Linked DNA regions of Homo sapiens: region 1 is linked to region 2. The links are chromatin loops, found by intact Hi-C in ENCODE. Cell type or tissue: PC-9. All regions are shown on one strand. Each heading gives the region's core, and the rest is flanking DNA. Links, peaks and the distances in the headings are about the cores only. Region 1 has its middle 11 kb from the start of RUNX2-AS1. Region 2 overlaps RUNX2 (RUNX family transcription factor 2).

What was found. Hi-C counts contacts between places; a loop is a spot of excess contacts. Peaks named below come from ENCODE experiments on the same cell type or tissue, not always from the same donor. Only the 100,000 strongest peaks of a DNase experiment are listed, where the experiment ranks them.
Region 1: it touches region 2 in a loop (10-fold over the local background); 2 of 110 quality-filtered maps call a loop at or near these places.

The regions. Positions count from the first base shown.
Region 1 is chr6:45,585,850-45,588,771 of GRCh38, reverse strand. No RefSeq gene overlaps it. Among named protein-coding and RNA genes, the nearest start is that of RUNX2-AS1, 11 kb to the right of the region's middle. In PC-9, for the core only: no CTCF peak of the experiment used is centred there; DNase peaks (open chromatin) are centred at 1,351 and 1,751; H3K27ac peaks cover 1,587 bases.
Region 2 is chr6:45,505,609-45,508,530 of GRCh38, reverse strand. The region is part of intron 6 of RUNX2 (RUNX family transcription factor 2); the gene reads right to left. Among named protein-coding and RNA genes, the nearest start is that of RUNX2-AS1, 70 kb to the left of the region's middle. In PC-9, for the core only: no CTCF peak of the experiment used is centred there; a DNase peak (open chromatin) is centred at 1,080; H3K27ac peaks cover 2,500 bases.

The DNA.
Region 1 (2,922 bases), core at 270-2,769, 80 kb before region 2:
AAAATGGTTTTCATTCAAACTACAAACTGGCTAAAACTACTGGATGAAAACATAGTAAAAGTCATCAATCAATCATAAAAAATACCCTAATTGAAATCTGGAATAATAAATCTAGAAATGTTCATAGGGGTTATCCATAAGGAGTAGTATGGGTGAGTTTAACATACTTTTGATTATCGATATTTTATAAATTTTCATAATGTGTATTTTCTAGATTCTCTCTATAATGTACATGTTCTAAATTTGCTATACATTCATAATGTGTAAATATTATATAAATATTATTTTTAATGGAACTTTTACAAAAATGTGTATTGAGCACCTTTTTCATGCAAGGCACTGAGCTAAGCACCATGGAAGATACACACATTTTGCCTGTTTGGGTTGAGTATTCAAGAAAGCAACTATTATTTGCTGAGGAAATGTGTTTAGGTATTATCAGATAATATATATGTGTCTATGTATATGAGCCCCTAGTTTATTCCCTCTTCCCAGGGTTATCCACTTACTTACTGTAAGTCCTTGAATATGTCTATATCATTTTTAAAAATGGAGTATACATGTTTTACTTTACATTGAAGGTATTCTGCTATAATATCATCCTTTCATTTTTACACACTTTAAAATAGTTTGTTTGTTAATTTCCCAAAAACGTTTGGGGGATCTTCTGTGAGGTCAATTCCCAGGTATGTTGTGGGTTTAGCTGTCATTGTGAGTGGTATTTCATGTTCTATCATCATTTCTCAATGGTAACTGCTGGTGGATAACGAATCTTGAACCAGGCAATCTTGCTGGGGAAGGGAAAATATAAATAACACAATGAAGGAGACTCTTACTGATCTGTGTTGCAAACTCTGGAGTTGGGTCTGCACCTGTGGTCTAAGAGGCTGGGGTAGGGTGTGGCAGGGTGAGAGTGGGGGTGGGGGGCCTCTCCATCTGTCACTGATGGTGTGTTCCACGCTTTTCATAACTGAGACTTCTGCAGGCCTGCTACGTGTGCACCTGGCATGTCCTGACACCACACCACTGCCCCACTGACTATCCAGCACACAGGCACTGCCCACGAAGTAAGCTATCATTTCCTTAAAAATCCCTAAACTTCCTCATATCTTTCTACAGAGTCTCACTGAGGCTCTAAGCCCATAATCTCTCCTGTAAATATATTGGCAGGAAGCAGCCCTGGCTCTGTCCTCTCTCTCCTTAAGTGGCATTTGTGCCCTCCAAGCTATCCTGGTAGGTTTAAGATGGCCTCCAGGATCTGGCAGATGGTATTGGATGGAATTCATTATTCTAGGGCACACCTATTGGTTCAATAACATCTGAAGAACTGTGGAATGATCTGAGCATCAAAGGTTTCGGGTCTTGGCTTGTCCCTCTTATCACCACCACCATCATCTCTGCTAAGTCATTCCATTGTTATCATAACTTCTTAGCTCCCCAGTGATTTACTAACTATGCCATTTTGCAGGTATAAAATGAGCTGGACAATATATACTCTTTGTCCACATCCATGGAGTGCTGGGAATAAGTTTTTGAGAGCCTTGTCAAAAGACTCTAGGTAGTCAAATCCTCCTTAGCTAATGTTTGTGCAGGAATAAGAAATGCTAACTCTTACTAGCTGGGTTCAACTTTTTCCCCACTGACTTGCCTTCTAAATGCAGTGAGTCATCCAATACCTTCAATAACTACAGCAGTGGCTCTCGATCACCTGGGAGCTTAGAGCACATACCTACACGTGGACCCCACCCCAGAGAAACTGAATCAGAATTTCCCTATCTATCTGCTGTGCCAAGAGTGTCATGTTCTGCTCTCTGAGACCAAGTAGAACACTTGGGTGGGGGTGAAGGAGCGGGGTGGAGAACCTGTCCTCTGACCCCACCTTTCTCTAACCACATCTAAGTGAAAAACCACAAAACCAAGTAAACAGGCAACTGAGGGTTGATACAGTGATTGAAAAGGGGCGGGGGTGTGGGGTAATGAGGATGGATAAAGACAAGAGACCACATCACATTAACAGAGTCTTTCTCAAATTCAGACCTCACACTCCATGGTGGAAGGGATCTTCGGGTGCCAGGGTCAAGTTGCTGACACTGCCCTGGGAAGGACTGTACCCTGCCAGTGTCCAGGCTGGAGGGGCTGAGCTCAGCTAACTAGAGGCTTCAGCACCCTTTCCTCCCTGCACCCTCCAGGGGGCCCTCCCGCCCCTCCCTGGTGGCCCCCCCAGCCTCGCACACGCTCTTCATTATCACCACCGTTGCCTGTGCTTCTCGGGTGTTCCACCCATCTCTGGTCTCCGCCCTGAGTGAGGGGATTAACTTCCTGCAATGCCACAGCTGCAGCAGGCTGTTTCTGCAACGGGCAGCAGGGGGGCCACATGGCCCAGGAGGATGTGTATCCAACAACTAAGGGTGCTGAATACTCATTCTGGGGGAACTTGGGGTGGGAGAGTTTGCTCTCTGGGGCATTTCTGAGAAAGGGGGAAATTGGCATTTGGAGGCCTTGTCTGACACCTTCACCATAGTTACCAAAAAACAGAAAGAACGTTGCTGCCATCTCCATTATCCTCCTGAAGTGGCTTCTCTTTCCCCATGCGGTTCCTCTTTGCTTCCTCCCCATAATAAGAAATGCCTTTTATTGAATGCTGGCCATGTACCAAGTGCATTCATGTGCTCTCTTCAGTAATATTCTGTTTGTAGATGAAGAAACTGGGGCCGACGGAAACGAGACTCAGCTTGTTAGTAAAGTCAGAGGTGGTGCTCAAAGGGCCTGACCATCATTAACCAAATCCATCAGAACTCAGAGCCATGTGGGCAATTCTGATGGGAGCAGCATAAGCAAGAGTTGGGAGCACCCACAGGCTTTGGATCAAACAGTTACTTAGCTCTTCAGTTTCCAACCTCATCTGTAAAAGAGGACAACAGC
Region 2 (2,922 bases), core at 92-2,591:
ATAGGCCGGGAGCAGTGGCTCACACCTGTAATCCCACCACTTTGGAAGGCCAAGGCAGGCAGATCACCTGAGGCTGGGAGCTCAAGACCAGCCTGACCAACATGGAGAAAGCCTGTCTCTACTAAAAACACAAAATTAGCTGGGCGTGGTGGCACATGCCTGTAATCCCAGCTACTCAGGAGGCTGAGGCAGGAGAATCTCTTGAACCCAAGAGGCGGAGGTTGCGGTGAGCCGAGATCACGCCATTGCACTCCAGCCCGGGCAACAAGAGCAAAACTGCATCTCAAAAAAAAAAAAAAAAAAAAAAAAAGGAAATATAAGAACTGCCATATGGGGTTATGGGGTTCACTAGATCTAGCATAAAAAACAATTTTAAAGAGGATAGCAACCTTTTAAACAAAAGCCATGGTCTCCAAACACCCCCATGCCTTCTCTAATACCTTGTGAATGAGTGATTACCAATCCAAGCTCCACCATTTCCAGACTGTGTGATTGGACAAATTACGTATCTAAGATTAAAGTTTCCTCATCTATAAAATGGGAGTAAATAAGAATATCTCCTTCATAAAGTTGTCTGATGATTAAATGAGATAATATAATATAGAGTTTAGCATATGGAAAGAACCTGATAAATGTTTCCCACAGTTAAAGACTCTATCTTACTGAACCTTCATTTTATATTTGTTTCTAGCCCTTGACCTCTTTTTCTGGCAGAGTACAATTTTTAGGAGAGCTTCCTGTACCGTGTAGTTCACAATTTGGAGCATATATGTCCGTGTTAGTCACGTTGATATCCTTTTACAATGGCTTAACCTTAATCATGTTCTTTCTTAAGTTTTGGTTTCTTCCCAGAGAAATCCTAATTTTTTAAGTGTATTTTCAAATACTGTACACTTTAACCTTTTCAATCTTTTAGTGGGGAAAAAAATGGCTGTAAAATGTCTTCACTTCCTAAATGCGCAATCACCAAGAAAATATAATCCTGTCATAAATACATGATTACAACATATTTGCTTTTTATGGACAATTATTAGTGCTTATAGTAGAGGAAAGTCACCTTAACCTGATCTCATAAACAATTTCTGAACTCAACTTCCTGAAGAAACCTGAGACTTCTGAGATTTACTCTCAAATTGGATGAGTCAGAACAGGTGATAGATGTTTTTCAGGCATCATCAGTCAATCCTAAAGTTACTAATAGGAAAGATACAAGGCCTAGCTCTGAGACAAACCTACTAATTAACGACAAACAAGAAACTGTCTTTATCTCAGCCTCAGGTCCCACAGAGCAAGGATAATCCATCCGTCACCCTGCCTCACCCAGAGTTATATTGGATGGTGTGTCTTTTCAAATCTACAGAAACATGGAGGGAAGAACCATGTCCTAACACTCCAGCATAAACACAAATATCCTTGACTTTTAATCATGGCCTTAAGGTGACACCCTGGCTGACTGCAGTTATAGGTCAGCCAGAGTGTCACCTCAAAGCCATGAACTACCTACAAGTTTTCGGGGGCTAAATCAATGCTATGTCACAGAAAGTTTCCAAAAAAAAAAAAAGGAAAGAAAACTGTTGCCAGGCACGGTGGCTCAGGCCTGGAATCTCAGTACTTTGGAAGGCCAAGTTGGGTGGATCACTTGAGCCCAGGAGTTGGAGACCAGCCTGGGTAACAGGCTTTTGTAGAGACGGTGAAACCCCACCTCTACAAAAAAATACAAAAATTATCCGGGTGCAGTGAAACATGCCTGTGGTCCCAGCTACTCTAGAGGCTGAGGAGGGAGGATCATTTGAGCCTGGGAGGCACTGAGTCACGCCACTGTACTCCAGCCTGGGCGACAGAGCGAGACTTTGTCTCAACAACAACAACAACAAAACTGTTGTTGAACTTTAAATATTTTTATGTTTTTTTAAAAACTATAATTCATTCTTTTTATATGGCAATCTTCAGAAACAGTATCAATATTATTTTAATTACTATATTAGAGAAATTCAACAAATTGACATGTTTTTATATGGATATGATATATGAACAACCCTCTGGTGTTGGGTTTTTATGCACTCACTCTTGAGTGCTTGGGAAATCTGAGGCACTACGTATCACTAAAGATGACTCCACTCTTATTTCTCCACCAACTTCTCTCCTGCCACCTAAAATAGGGGGTCTTAGAGGGAAGTGGTAATCAAATCTGACCTGTAACATAAACTTGAGAGAGAAAATCAGGTCTTTCCTATCTGATGGGTCTGCTGTACTCACAGACAGGATGTGATTGATCAAAATGACTACATGCGAGAGAAGAGAACAAAGCAGAGGACCAGGGCTGCTCCTGCGGGCCCTGAGGATGAACCCAGGAAGAAAGGGGTCCCCAGGGCCGAGAAAGCACACTAAGAACCACCACCAGGAATAAAGGGAAGGCTATTTATTGGACCCCTCAGATCTGCAACAACACATTTTCAGAAGCAATCATGGTTTCCTCCGTGAGAGTAGACCAAATCTAGCTATTAAGAGTTCAGGTTAATTTCTCTTTTTCTGTCTAAGGTAGAAGCCACTGAAAGCCGTAAAAAGGAACCAGTCATCTGTCATAAGGAATCCCTTCAGCATGTGTTTCAACCGAGGCAAAGTCTGTCACAAGCATGGAATTGTGTTTTTAAAAACGCTCTAAAGATGGAAAGGAACCATGGAGCACCAATGTCAGAATCGATTTTATAAGTTCTCCTTCTAGGGTGGTGTTCCTTCAGCTTAGACTTCTTGGAGAGTGGTTGCATCTGCTTTCCATCCTATAAACCACAAAACATAAAAGCACAGAAGGCAAAACCGTACCCAGGGGGTGCTCAAAAATGCTAGTTGGGAGAGGGGTGGTTCCTCTGTCTCAAGTTGCCTTTCATCAGGCAAAAATGGAGACAACCCTTTATGTAAACCTGT